Regions from separate parts of the Homo sapiens genome. Here region 1 is linked to region 2. The links are chromatin loops, found by intact Hi-C in ENCODE. Cell type or tissue: PC-3. All regions are shown on one strand. Each heading gives the region's core, and the rest is flanking DNA. Links, peaks and the distances in the headings are about the cores only.

Evidence for each region. Hi-C counts contacts between places; a loop is a spot of excess contacts. Peaks named below come from ENCODE experiments on the same cell type or tissue, not always from the same donor. Only the 100,000 strongest peaks of a DNase experiment are listed, where the experiment ranks them.
Region 1: a loop joins it to region 2, with 3 times the contacts of the local background. A loop is called at or near these places in 1 of 110 quality-filtered maps.

The regions. Positions count from the first base shown.
Region 1 is chr17:65,808,390-65,816,134 of GRCh38, reverse strand. All of the region lies in intron 21 of CEP112 (centrosomal protein 112), which reads left to right. Among named protein-coding and RNA genes, the nearest start is that of AXIN2, 250 kb to the right of the region's middle. In PC-3, for the core only: no CTCF peak of the experiment used is centred there; no DNase peak of the experiment used is centred there.
Region 2 is chr17:65,922,240-65,929,984 of GRCh38, reverse strand. It overlaps CEP112 (centrosomal protein 112), which reads left to right. Exons shown (of 27, transcript NM_001199165.4): 19 at 2,296-2,403. Among named protein-coding and RNA genes, the nearest start is that of CEP112, 270 kb to the left of the region's middle. In PC-3, for the core only: no CTCF peak of the experiment used is centred there; a DNase peak (open chromatin) is centred at 4,174; H3K27ac peaks cover 1,497 bases.

The DNA of each region.
Region 1 (7,745 bases), core at 1,238-6,237, 110 kb after region 2:
AGACACCAGAAAAAGAAAAACCAACAACTAAAATCATACTTAATGATGACAGACCATATTATTTTTTCCCAAGATTGGTAACAAGGAAAAGACATCTACTGTTACCACTTCTATTCACTTTATACTGGAGGTCGTAGGAAGTGCAACAAGGCAAGAAAAAGAAATAAAAGGCATACAAATCAGAAAGGAAGAAGTAAAACTGTCTATTTGCAGACATGTCATCTACATGAGATAAAAGGAATCTGCAAAAATACAAAACTACAAGAACCAATAACTAAAGTTAGCAAGGTCATGGTGTACCAAGTCCATATGCAAAATCAGTTATATTTTTATGTATTTGCAATGAATGTTGGAAATTGAATTTTTTAAAATCAGCCATTTACAACATCATCACAAATATGAAATACTTGTTTAACAGGATATATCCAAGATCTGTGTGCTGACAACTAAACTTTTGTGGCATAAAGTAAAGATGTAATTAAATGGAAGGAAATACCAAGTTCATGGGCAGGAAGACTCAACCTTGTAAGAATGTCATTTCTCCCAGATTGATCCTTAGATCAAGTGCAGTCCTCATCCAAACCTAAGCAGTTTTCTTGTTGAATTTGACAAGCTGGCTCTAAATTTCATTACAGCATTGTCAAATCAATTTTGGAAAAGAATGGAGTTGGGGAAATTACACCTCCTGATTTCATGACTAACCATAAAGCTATAGTAATCAAGAGAATGTGGTATTGGTGTAAAGATTAACATATCAACCAGTGGAACAAAATAAAGAGTCTTGAAATATACCTACACATTTATAATCAATCAATTTTTGACAAAAATGTGCTAAGATAATGAATGGGGGAAGGATAGTCTTTCCACAAATAGTTCTGAACAATTGGGTATTCACATGGAGATAAAGAAGACCTCAACTTTTACCTCACAGTTACACAAAAGTTACCTTGAAATTAATTGTAGACCTCAACATAAATGCTGCAAGTATAAAACCCTTGGAAGAAACATAGGGCACCTTAGTGATGTTGATTTAGACAAACATTTCTTCAATTGGACTCAGAAATTATGAACTATGGAAGAAAAAATTGATAAATTAGAAATCATCAGAAATAAAACTTTTACTCTTCAGAAGACACTCTTAAGAAAATAAAAAGACAAACTAGTCTTGGAGAAAATATTTGCAAAATATATACCTGAAAAAGTATTTTTATACAGCATATATAAAGAACTCAATAAGAAGAAAACATACTTTTAAAAATCAGAAAATGGTTTAATAGGCTCTTCACCACAGAAGATAGACTGTGGTAACTGAAATTTTAACTATGTTGGTAGGGCACTGAGTTTGTTTAAACTAAACCATGAAAACTGAAATTTGTGCCAATTGGAACTGCCTTTATTTAGCAAACATAATCACACAACTACTTTCAAAGTTTATTAATTTTATAGGTTTGCAATTCCTCTGAGGGTTTGACAGGGGACACATCCTGTGCTATCTTTGGGGAGAGCACCACTCTGTGTTGGACATCCAGTATTAAACACTCCTTGCCTTAATTATCCTTACTAATAATACAAATGGCCAACATTTATTGCACTGTGTCAAGCATTGTTGTAAAGGTTTATTGTCTCCTCACTACATCTCTGTAAATTAAGTGCTTTTATTCTTTTTGGATGCTTAAATCGTTTGAATAATTTGGAGAGACAAGATTCAAACAGTTTGACACCAGAACCTATGCTTTTAACCACTCACTCCATTATCCACATGGTAACAATATGCCTGATGACTGTGTTGAAAAGGGAAATAGAGAAAGCTATGAGAGCATACAGAGCAGACAGCTTGGTTTTGGGACCAAGAAAGGGCTTCACTGAGGAAATAATGCATACGCTTCTTCTTTGGTGAGAATATGTTAGACACACATTCCACAAGAGATGTGAGTTCTAGCAAAGCCCCTGTCAATAACTAGCTAAGCAGCCCTAGACAAGTAACCTCTCTGAACAGATTCTACTCTTGCCTTACATGGGTACTGTCTTTTTAAGCTTTCACTTTTCATGTCTTCTCATCTCTTTTCTATTATGAGAAAAGGGCACCTGTAGAGGATATAGGTATTTATTATCTGAGTTCAACTATGTTTGCAAATTCTTACTTTGTTTACTACCCTCTCTTCTAATTTTCACTCCCAACAGATTGATCAGGAAATACAAGATTTTAAAATAGAATTGTTTGTGTTAAACGTTGACATTGTCAATGTCATAAAAAAAATGAACGATCTTCTCTGTATTTTTTAAAGTCAGATACAACACAGATTCTTAATTCCACACTTCCTTGTGCTCAAATAAATTCCTGAAAATAATTGGTGTAAATTAAACAATAAGCAATATACAGGTGTATTGGCCTAATGGAAGAAGATACTGATTGTGTGCTTTCCATGTGTAAAGCACTTTCACGCACCTTATCTACTTTAATTCTCCCAACTCACTGAATGCTTTAGAATTGTAGGCGATACTGAGGCTCAGAGGAATTACACAACTGGCTCAGAGTTACACAGCTACAAGTTGCAGAACCAAGATTCTAGTGTGTCTTTCTCCAACACCTATGTCAGGAATGTTGGCTTCTCATGCTATTTCCAAGCAAATCCAACCATCTGTTGGCTCAGATAGGTCACTATGAGCAAAAGATAGAAGCAGCTCCTGTTTCACAAGATCATTGGTTTTATGAACCAATTCATGCTTGTTGCCACATTCCTCATTTCCCAACGAGGCTCTGATTGGGTTCCTAATTCCTCATTGCCCACACCTTTTGTTCACAAGTCCCCTTCCCTGTTTCTTGTTTCTACGTTGATGAGTTTCCTTGAGTATTTGGTACTTGACTGATCTTTCAGCTCTTATTGATCACTTTGGACTTGATCTTAGATCCATTTGACTTAAAGAATCCTCTCAGTATGCCTTTTCTCGAAGAATTATTGGTCCTTGCCCCTGGAGAGACACCAGACCTTTTCTTGGTGTTTCTGTATAGGATGACAAGAAGTGTAATCTTCCCATCATGCCCTGCTAGTCACCTGGATTCAGAGGAAATGCTCACTCATGCATACATTATCTTATTTGAAATAATGTTTTATTCTAGATTGTTTCTCTCTGCTTTAATTTGCACTGTAGATTTTTACTTCTGTATGAATATTTTTCTGCTCGATAATGGCTTTGGAAGAGCAATGTTTGCTTTTGTTTTCAATCCTAGAAAAGTTCAAAAAAAGCTTTTATTCTATATAAACTCTAAAGTGTATATATTTTAAACGTGTTACTTCTTTTTTTTAATTTTGCATTGGCATCTGTAGAAATTTTTGTCAGTTTAAACAACAATGCTTGAAAGTCACTTTGACTTTTCAAGCTGCCAGATTGCCTTATCATTGTCTTTGAGAGATTAGGGATGCTTTTTTAGAAGGTTGCCTTTTATGTAAATAAAACTGAAGTTTTGTTGTTCCATTGTAGTATTTCATTTTAATCTGGTTGTTTTCTTGTGGAGATAATATATAACAGGATCCAAAAATAGTTCAATAAAAGCCTTCAATTATAAACGGGCTGACTTGTTGGATTGCTTCAGGTGCCCTTGTCAGCTGCTTCAGACTGCAGATTTTGATGAATGTGGAAAAATTTTCTTGGAGCTCTTAGGGTCGTTTTGGAGCAATGAGGTTTAAGCCAATTCTATTCCTTTCTTAACTGAATCATCTACAAGGAGGAAAAGGCCATTTTCTTCCCCATGTAAATATCCTGGAGAAATATCCCAGAGAAAATGAAAAATCAAGGGAAAGTAAGATACTTTTCAGCAATAAAAAATTCTTTAGGCCGGGTGCGGTGGCTTACGCCTGTAATCCCAGCACTTTGGGAGGCCGAGGCGGGTGGATCATGAGGTCAGAAGATCAAGACCATCCTGGCTAACATGGTGAAACCCTGTCTCCACTAAAAATACAAAAAATTATCCAGGCGTGGTGGCGGGCGCCTGTAGTCCTAGCTACTCAGGAGGCTGAGGCAGGAGAATGGCATGAACCCGGGAGGTGGAGCTTGCAGTAAGCCGAGATCAAGCCACTGCACTCCAGCCTGGGCAATGGAGTGAGACTCCATCTCAAAAAAAAGAAAAAAAAATGTATTTTAATACATATGATTAGGATTGGAAAGCAGCAATGACAGAAAATTATGTATTAATTATGGAAAGAAAAAGAGAATAATTTACAGGTATTTAGTAGTAAAATACCACTTCAATTTAGAGTTGTAGACCAAAAATGAGGCATTCTGTTATTACAGAAAAGCCAGGCTCTTTAGTTTTCGGTTCTAAATAGGAGATTTATAAAATTAAGAAAAGCAATTTTTCAAGAAATTTTCATTTAAATAACACTTCACTTGTAAAAATTTAGATATTGCTTCACACTATCTCATTCACAGCGCTTCACTTTCATGGCTATAACTTGTATGTGATAAAACTAGCACAGGAAGAACAAAGCATGTCCTACCCTAAATCATAATTGCTCATAGCCAATATGATGTTGGATGGATTAGCCCATGAATGAGATTATTACAACTCATTGGCCTCTCGGTTTCTTGAGCTCATCAGTTCTCCACCTCAGCCACCTGTTCAGGGGTATGACTAGAGTCTTTAACAATTCCAGTAACTGTACCACCTTGAAAATTTTGGTTTCTGGCATTCCATTCTCTCTGCCCTCCCCAACCCCCACATTTCTAACTCAGTTAGGTTAGCGTCCTCACACTAGCAGTTTTTTGCCCTGTGGGACTTACAATCGATTAACATCATTTTCCACTTTCCATTAACTTCTTCATGTTTTCACTTCTCAGCTTAGATTTCATGGTCCATCAGAGTAACCACTTCCTTGAACTACTCTCAGCTTCCTTGCCCCTATTTACCTCTACCTTCCTCATTGGCAATCCCCAACCCTGGCTACACCAAACACTCATGTACTCTACTACAGTATCTAAACACTTGACCATGGTTCAAGAGAAGACACTTATGTTAACTATCTTCCCTTGAACGTAAGGCCAAAGAGCCCTCAGCACTGCAATGTTAATTCATTTTCCCAGTAGAAAATTTCATCTCCGTCTATTCTTCTCAAACCTCCAACACTGCCTTTTCATTTCTGTTCTGAGATGATGACCTCGATTTCACTGGAAAAGTGGAGGCAAACAGAAGAGAACCACTTTATCTGCCCATCCCAAATCTACTCTGCAATTGCATCTATATCCATGTTCCACCTTCCCTCCTTTAGGGTAGATGGATTTCTTCCTTATGGAAATGTGTACCTCTGTCTAAGGTCTTCACTAGTACACTACACTCCTCATCCTTATTCAAGGGTTTTTCTCCTATAATTATCCACCATTTCTCTTATATCAATATTTTTCTCTCTGATACATTATTTCAAAAATATAAAAATATGAAATAATATGTTAAAGAATTCTTTGATCACGTATGCCAAATTATTCTAAGTTATACTGTGGTAGCAAATTGACCCCCACATCTCAGTGGCTTCACTCAGCAAAGATTTGTTAAGTGAAACCATAAGAAAGTGCTGTTTTTATAGATCTAAACTGGTTAGTTATCAATAATTTAATGTGATTAATACTTTTTCAGATTGTAAGTTCAATGTTGGTTGATAGAAAGATTCCATTATCTTGAACACTACTGGTCACCGATGGCTAGAGGAGACAGGATATGAAGAGCTCACACCCAATTCTTTGTACTTTGGCCCAGAAATGACCCATATTCCAATCACAGCCCATTAGCCAGAACTAGACAAAAGGCTCCACCTACCTGCAGGGGGCTAGGAAATGTGTGTGGGGAAGGGGAGATGCAATAGGGAGGGGGGTATATATTCAACTACCAGTAAATGCTCTGTTGCAATCCAAATCTCACTTCAATCACTGTGCCACGTCTTTGTTTATCTTTGTAACCAGAGTCTTCAAAAGGTCTTTCTATTAATACTTAATTATTCTACTGCCTTATATTCTCTTCTTTTATTCATGGCAATGAGGCTCTTCGCCACTTCAATATGTTGAAACATTTGTCCAATCAACAAGTGATCTCTGCACTAAATGCAGTGCTCTGTCTTTAGTCTTCATCACAGTTGACTTCTCAGAAGTTTTGACACCATTGATCACTCCTTCTCTGATAGGTTTTAATCACATTATCAGTTAGGAAGAACATCGTGGTCTCCAGGAATTTCTCCTAATTGGCTAGCTGCTCCTACTCCATCTCCTTTAGTAACACCACCTTATCTTCCCCCCCCCACTTCCTTTACTCAGTCCCTAACTCATCTTGTGCAGTCTCATTGCTTTAAATGCCATCTATATGCTGATGACTTCCAGTTTGTATCTCTAGTCCTAGTCTCTTTCTGAAGTTCCAGGCTGGTATTCAACCTTTTCCTAAACACCTTCCTTGAAATTCTAATAGATGTCTGGCACTTAATATTTCTGAAACAGAGCTCTTAATTCTTCCCCAATATTCTTCATATCATAACTAGTACTGAGTCATACTTGACACATTTCTTTCTTTCACGCCTACATTCTTCCTACCAAAAATTCCTGCTGCTTCAAATATATCTTACATCAAACCACTTCCCATCACGTCTGTCATTACCACCCAAGTCTAAAATAAATCTAAATTGACTCTTCACTGGACTGTTGCAGTAACTCCCACCTGGTCTTCCTATTTTCATACCTACTTCCTCCAACAGTTCATTTGTACAACAATCAAATCTGTTGGAAAATAAATGAGATTATATAATTCCATGCTAAAAACCCTCCAATGGCTTCTCATCAGTATTGAAACAAAATGGAAATCTGGCCCCTGCCCATCTCTTCAGCTTATCCCCTACTCCTCTCCCCCTCAGTTACATGGATCCAGCATGTGGTTTTCCTGCCTTTTGTAAGTATTTCAAGCTTGTTCCTACCTAAGGCCTTTGAAGTTATTTTTTCTCTTTGTCTGGATTTCCCCCCTCAGATCTTATCTTAGTCCATTATGTGCTACTATAACAGAACACCACTGAGTAATTTATAAAGAATAGAAATTCCTTGGGCTCATGGTTCTGGAGGATGGGAAGTCCAAGATCAAGGTGCTACATCTGGTAAGGGCATTCTTGCTGTGTCATAACATGGCAGAAGGCACATGGTGAGAGAGAAAAAGAGGAGGGCCAAACTCAATTTTGTATCACACCCACTTCTGCAATGATGACATTAATCTATTCATGATTGTATTGGTTCATTTTTATACTGCTATAAAGAACTACCTGAGACTGGGTAATTTATGAAGAAAAGAAGTTTAATTGACTCACAGTTCTGCAGGCTTAACAGGAAGCGTGACTGGGAGGCCACAGTTCTGCAGGCTTAACAGGAAGCATGACTGGGTGGCCTCAGGAAACTTACAATCATGGTGGAAGACTAAGCAGAAACAAGGCACATCTTCCCATGATGGAACATGAGAGAGAGAGAGAAGGGGGAAGTGCTATACATTTTTAAACCATTAGATCTCATGAGAACTCACTATCACAAGAACAGCAAGGGGGAAGTCCACCCCCATGATTCAATCACCTCCTACCAGGCCCCTCCCCTGACACGTGAGGATTACAATTCAAGATGAAATTTGGTTGGGGACACAGAGCCAAACCATATCATTCTATCCCTGACCCCTCCCAAATCTCATGTCCTTCTCACATTTCAAAACCAATCATGCCCTCCCAACAGTCCCCCAAAGT
Region 2 (7,745 bases), core at 1,510-6,509:
AAAAGGCACCATTTTCATGTTGTTGACATGGAGAGCTTTTTCATGACTGTAAGAACATCTCTTTCTCATTGCATCTGATCATAACATGGACAAAGTGATAGAAAAAGTTAGATCCAACATGCTTTTATTTATTTTGTGTGTGTTTTAAAGAATTTGGAACTAAACGTTGGAAATTGTAAATTCAGCAAGTCTTGAACCAAGTTGGGTACACTGTGCAATCTTTGTTTTCATTTGATTAGTATTTATTGATTCCCTGTATGTGCCAGGCACTGTGATAAATCGTTGATACTATTTCACTGACGACAGTGAACATGGGGTGACATTACACTGCAGGAGAGACATTACAAACAGCCCTAATGAAGATGTAGATTATATAGTGAATCTGAAGGTGATATATCCTGTGGAACAAAAGGGTAGCTAAGCAGGGATAGGGGGACTAGGTGGACTTAGTGGCTGGGGAATTGCAATGTACAATTTAAAATTGAGTGGTCTAGAAGGTCTCAGTACAAAGGTGATGCTAAACAAAGCCTCAATACTTTGAGAAAGAAACTGTGTGAATATCAGGCAGAACCTCCTGCCCACAAGGTGAGAGCACTTCTGACACATTATAGGCCTGGGCAGCAGGTAGGTGGACTGTGGTGGTGGTAGTGGGATAGAGCAGTAGAGATGAGCTGTGAGAGGTCACTGGGATTGGATTATGTGAGGCCTCATGGGTGTGGTGGAATCTTTGACTTTTCCTTTTTCCGCTTTCTTTTTTAATAACAGCTTTGTTGAGATAAAATTCACATACCAACAATTCACTCGTATGTGTACAATTCAGTGGTTTTAAAAAATGTATTCAGGATGTTATGCAAACATCATCACAATCAATTTTAGAAAATGTTCATCTTCCCCCAAAGAAACACCATACCCTTTAACAGTTACCGTCCCAGATCACCATCTCACCCTAGGCAACCACTAATCTGTTTTCTGTTTCTATGGATTTGCCTATTCTGGAAATTTAATATAAATGGAATCCTACAGTATGTGGTCTGTTGTGACACTTAGCTTAATGCTGTCAAGGCTCATCCATGTTATAACATGTGTTAGTTTTTTTTCTATTTATAATTAATTTTTGTTTTGAGACAGGATCTTACTCTTTTTCCCAGGCTGGAATGCAGTGGTGCAGTCATGGCTCACTGCAGCTACAACCTCTGGGGCTTAAGCGATCCTGCTGCCTTAGCCTCTCGAATAGCTGAGACTGTAGGCCCATGCCACCACGCTCGGCTAATTTTTTTTCTTTTTTGTAGAGACACAGTCTCACTATGTTGCCTACACTGGTCTCCGACTCCTGGGCTCAAGCGATCCTCCTGCCTCAGCCTCCCAGAGTACATGTATTAATACTTCTTTCCTTTTTATGATTGAATAATATTCTACTGTAAGAATATACCACGTTTTGTTTATTCATTTATCAACTGATGGATATTTGGGTGGTTTCCTCTTTTTGGATGTTATGAATAATGCTACTATAAACATTTGTAGACAAAGTTTTTTGTGGATGTATGTTCTCATTTCTTACCTTGGAGTGGAACTACTGGGACACATGTAACTCTATTTAATGTTTTGAGGAATTGTCAGACAGACTGTATTCCAGCATGTCTATACCATTTTATATTCCCAGCAGCAGTGTTGAAGGTTCTGACTTCTCTACGTCTTTACCAATACTTGTTACTATTTGTCCTTTTTTATTATTGCTATTCTTTGGGGCATGAAGTGATATGTCATTCTTGTTTTAATTTGTAGTTGCTTAAAGACAGTGATGTTGAGCATCTTTTCAAATGCTTTTTGGCCTTTTGTATATCTTTTTGGAGAAATATCTATTCAGGCTCTTTGCCCACTTTAAAATTGAGTTTAATTATCCATTTATTATTGGGCTATAAGAGTTCTTTATATATTCAAGATATGTCTCTTATTAGAGATATGATTTGGAAATATTTTATCTCATTCAGCACATACCAAGGGCTTAATTAAATTTTGTTCAATAAATATTAGAATGCCTTAAATTATATTTTCACTGCATTATTGTTGTAATTTTAGAATTTAGTCAATTATATACCAATTTTAATTTCCCTCCTTAAATAATTAAAATATATTAAAATGAATTGATAAATGTCTCATTATTTTAATACATTTAAATTCATCATTATTATTGGTGAGGTGCTTAAAATCTGTCATTTAAACAAATGGACAAATTACAAAAACATGGAACACAATTGTTTGTTTAAAAAATTAATATTTGATTTTTAAATTTTATAGATGGAAAAAGTGGAGGCAGATCTAACTAGATCCAAATCTCTTCGTGAGAAACAATCAAAGGAGTTTTTATGGCAACTGGAGGACATCAGACAGCGGTATGAACAACAGGTTGGTCTTTCATTTTGATGCTGCCATTAAATTTTTAAAATACATATATGATTTATCTTTTAAAAATCACTATCACAAAATATCTGCATAATGAAAATATTACTAAGAGCTGTTGTTACCAATATATTTAAAATAATGTTTGTTTCAATAAAATCTATAAACAGAATTTTAACACTCCACTGAAGTTTATTCTGACTGTTTGTTTTATCTGAATGTTTGATTGAAACATCGATTATAATTGATGAGACTGGGTAGTTTATAAGAAAAGAGATTTGATTGGCTCACAGTTCTGCAGGTTGTGCAGAAAGCATAGTGGCCTCTGTTTCTGGAGAGGCCTCAAGAAGCTCCCAATCATGGCAGAAGGAAGCAGAAGCAGGCACCTTACATGGCAAAAGCAGGAACCAGCAAGTGAACCAGTGAGAGAGAGAGAGAGAGAAGCGAGGAGGTGCCGTACACTTTTAAATGACCAGGTCACTCAAACTCAGAGTGAGAGCTCACTTATCACCAAGGGGATGGCCCAAGCCATTCATGACGGATCCGCCCCCATGATCCAAACACCTCCCACAAGGCCGCACCTCCAACACTGGGGATTACATTTCAACATGAGATTTGGGTGGGAACAAGTATCCTAACAATATCAGTCATTCTTCTATCCTGTCAGAGCACTAGTTAAACCTCCATTTATTTGAGAAATAGGGTTGAGTACTTACTATGTGCCAGGTGCTGTCCCTGGCATGAGGGAGAACAGCAACAGAGAGAACATGCCTCCTCTCTCATGGAGCTTGCTTTTCGATGAGTCATCAGTCTACAAATTAAAAAGTGAAATAATTTTGAAGAGTGAGTTATTATTATTATTATTATTATTATTTGAGAAGGAGTCTCACTCTCTCACCCAGGCTGGAGTGCAATGGCGCCATCTTGGTTCACTGCAACCGCCACCTCTCGGGTTCAAGCGATTCTTCTGCCTCAGCCTCCCAAGTAGCTGGGATTACAGGCACACGCCACCACGTCCGGCTAAATTTTGTAATTTTAGTAGAGACAGGGTTTCACCATGTTGGCCAGGCTGGTTTTGAACTCCTGATTTCAGGTGATCTGCCCACCTCAGCCTCCCAAAATGCTGTGATTACAGGTGTGAGCCACCACACCCGGCCTGAAGAGTGACTTATGAAGAAGAAAAGATGGTACCTTTATAGCCTTTGCCAGGTGGAGGGTGGGAAGGAGATTATAGCCTTGAATAACTGATCAGGGTTTCCCTGACATTTGTGCTGAGTTCTAAAAACTAGGAAGGAGCCAGCCATGAGCTCTGGAGGAATAGTATTCCAGTCTGAGGGAACTGCACGTTCAAAAATCCTGAGAAGAGAGCAAGCTGGAAGTGTTCAAGGAAAATAAATGATGATGAAGACCAGGTTAGCCAGAGTATGGGGAGAAAGGTTCCTGCTGTAGGAGATGAAGGGAAAGAGGGAGGTTAGGACCGGTTTGTGTAAGGAGTTGAGATTTTGTCGTCAGTGCTCTGCCTCTTACTTAGTAATACAAAGTTTTATTTTCTTCTTTTAAAAATATATTTCTGCTTATTCCCAGAATACTTAAGATTACCATTAATTTTTAGCTTGGTTTTGCTTTGGTAAACATGATCCTAAACCTCAGTGGCTTAGAACAAAAAAGGCTTATTTCATACTTATGTCACGTGTCCTTTGAGGATTGACTGCAGCTCTGACCCATGTCATGTCATCTTGAGTCGTTTTTAGAATGAACTATCTGGAACATTGCTATGGGAAATGGAAAAGGAAATATTTTGAGCATTTGCTGTCTTCTAAAATTGACTCAGAAGTAAGTTTACTCACATTTTATTGGCCAAAGCAAACATGGCCTCCCTGGTGTAATCCTCCGCCTGGAAGGAGTATCACAGAGAAGACCATCAAATGGGGTTAGCGTAAAACAATTTACCATGCTGACTACGATTGCAAACTTAGAAAATGTAAAAACGTAGAAAATGCTGGAACTGGATTTTAAAGGCACATTCTTCATCAAGCAGCACAGGCGTTATGATGCTGGACCAGTAGAAAAGGAAATGTAGTCTTAGCAGACAAAATATTCATCAGTGAACAGTATATACATAGACATAATAATTAGATGACATTTATTGTTTTCAGCTTTAAAAACTAGCTTAGGGTTACAGAACAGGACATAGATGTTACCAACTGTATTAGTCTGTTCTCACGCTGCTAATAAAGACATACCCAAGACTGGGTAATTTATAAAGGAAAGAGGTTTAATGGACTCACAGTTCCACATGGCTGAGGGGGCCTCACAATCATGGCAGAAGGAGAAGCAAAATCACCTTTTATGTGGTGGCAGGCAAGAGAGCTTGTGCAGGGGAACTCCCATTTATAAAACCGTCGGATCTTGTGAGACTTATTTACTACCATGAGTATAGTACGGGGGGAAGCTGCCCCCATGATTTAATTATCTCCACCTGGTCCCGCCCTTCACACGTGGGGATTATTACAATTCAAGGTGAGATTTGGGTGGGGACACAGCCAAACCATATCACCAGCCTTGCTATTGTAACAGTAAAGGTTAAGACGGTGTAGGTATGGAAGTGGAAGAAAGGGATGGAGGGGCTGGGAGGGGAAGGGTGAGAGTACTGAGGTATTATCATGAAGTGTGGATTTGAGCAGCTGCCCGTATCATGAAACAAAACACAGAGGCTTTAGTATATTCCTAATTACAGGGTTGACCACTGGAGGAAGTGAGAGGAGTGGAGTAACTAGTAAAATGGTGACAGGAGTGGGAGAGAGCAGCAAGGGAGTGTAAATGAGCTAAATCCCCATTTGTCCTAGTAGAAGGCCTATAAGGAATGTCTAGCTTTGGTAAATTAAGAAAGAGCTATGTAGCATATTTTGTAGAGGTAGGGAAGTAATCACCACAGAAAGGAGCACAGACATGTTTTAAAAGAGTTGCCACCAGTACAGGAGTGGGATGGGGCAAGGACCTGTTACTTTTTATTAGAAGATGATCTTTACCATTTTATTTTTAAAAATCATGTGTGCATGTATGCAGACACATATGCACATGTGAATATGTACACTCTATATATACATATTCATATGTAGGATATATATGTTCTATTGTTCCAAAAAAACTAATTCATATAGATTTTAATCCCAAAATTTTATTTCTTAGAACCTATCCTATAGAAATACTTATACATGTGCAAAAAAATGCATGTTCACATATGTTTCGGGAGGATTATTTGTAATACTGAAAAAAGTTATGAATAAAATGAATGATTAAATAAATTATGCTGGCCGGGCACGGTGGCTCATGCCTGTAATCCCAGCACTTTGGGAGGCCGAGGCAGGCGGATCACGAGGTTAGGAGATCGAGACCATCCTGGCTAACATGGCGAAACCCCGTCTCTACTAAAAATGCAAAAAATTAGCCGGGCATGGTGGTGGGCGCCTGTGGTCCCAGCTACTCGAGAGGCTGAGGCAGGAGAATGGTGTGAACCTGGGAGGTGGAGTCTGCAGTGAGCCAAAATCGCACCACTGCACTCCAGCCTGGGTGACAGAGCGAGACTCTGTCTCAAAAATAAATAAATAAATAATGCTAAATACCTACTGTGGAATACTATATACTTATTAAAAAGATTAATATAAATCTGAAGGTGCCAACATATGCAGATTTCTAAGACATATTGGTGAGGGGAATAAAGCGCTTTTTAGAACACTTTGTATATTATGATCCCATTGAAGTAAAATTAAAACATATGTGTCTCAAAGTTAGATATGTAAATTCAGTGAAAAAATTCTGTAAGATTATACATGACTATGGAATTGGCCTGGTATTATGGGTTAGGGTTATGATGAACTGAGACTTTCATTGTATGCTCTAAATAAAACTTTTTTACTTCAAATTTCATAATGATCATATGTTATGCATTACTTGGATAAGTAAAACATTAAAATTATGAATGCTAAGAAACATTAAAATGGAATAATATTTTGGAGCATTTATATTATATATATTTTTTCTTAGAGATGGGGTCTTGCTCTGTCTCCCAGGCAGGAGTGCAGTGGCATGATCATGGCTCACTGCAACCTTGAACTCCAGGGCTTGAGCAGTCCTCCTGCCTTAGCCTCCCAAAGTGCTGGGATTACAGGCTTGAGCCACCGTGCCTGGTCTATATTATATTCTGTAACATTTTAAGTGGGTAATAAATTTGGATTAATGAAATAGAAAATAAATTCAGACAATTTATATGCAATGTAAAAAATGACCAACAAATGAAAAGCCTAAAAGAGAAGAAAAGGTAGACGATAGAGCTGACAGATCATTTTCAACAGTGCCAAAGTATGGATAACTTCAGACTTTCTAACTGCAAAAGCCGGTGCAATGGAGTTATTCTATCAGATTCTTTTTTTTAAAAAAATGGTTTTATATAAAAATGAAGTAGTTAATTTCCGATTAATATGGGATGGCAACTGAAAGTCGTTCTGACACATGCTAAATTAAAAATAGGTATTTCCCCTGAAATACACTGTTATCTGAAGTGCCATGGAGGATGTTTTCCACAACTTTAGTGATGGGGGAAGTTGCTTGGAAACTGGTTTCAGAAACTAGGTTTAGAAAACTAGATGAAGAATTGGAGGCTGGAATTGGGGAGGAAGGGGTGGTAAGAGGGAAACAGAGGTAATAATCAAATGTAAATAAAAATATTAAGGAAGGGCAATGAATGTTACTTTTTATTATGCTATAGTTACAAAGTATAATTGAGGTAATTTTGTATTAAAAACAATATTAGAAGCACTAAGAAAAATAAGAAAAATGTCAGTTCCTCTAAGTAAACTGAGGAAGGAACAGGGGAGAAGGGAAAACCAAATTTAAAGCTCTTTATGTAACACAAATGCTAGTCAGAGGTTATGATACTACAGGATGAGTGTAAGATGTTGCAGAGTTCTCTGTGGGAGTTTTAAAATTATATTCTCATTTTGATGATAATCACATGGGTCACAAATTTATAACCAAGTGTGGCCAAATGATGTCAGCACCTGATCTGCATTTATTTTGTAATTGTTTTGGCACACCACTGACTTTGAAAGTCAGACACAATAAGAAAAAAACGCCAAGGAAAATTGAAATGCATTTGACTAAATAAAAAGTATTTTGAGTTAAAAAAGTAATTGAAGAAATAATTGAAGCAGATATCTTAGGCAAAGAGTAACTCTCCTTATAAAATTAATAAATGTATAATATATAAAAATAATTAGCAGATTAAATATAGTAATTAGCATAAACCATAAGAAAATCATTAATGTCCCAATAAGTGACCTGGCAAAGGA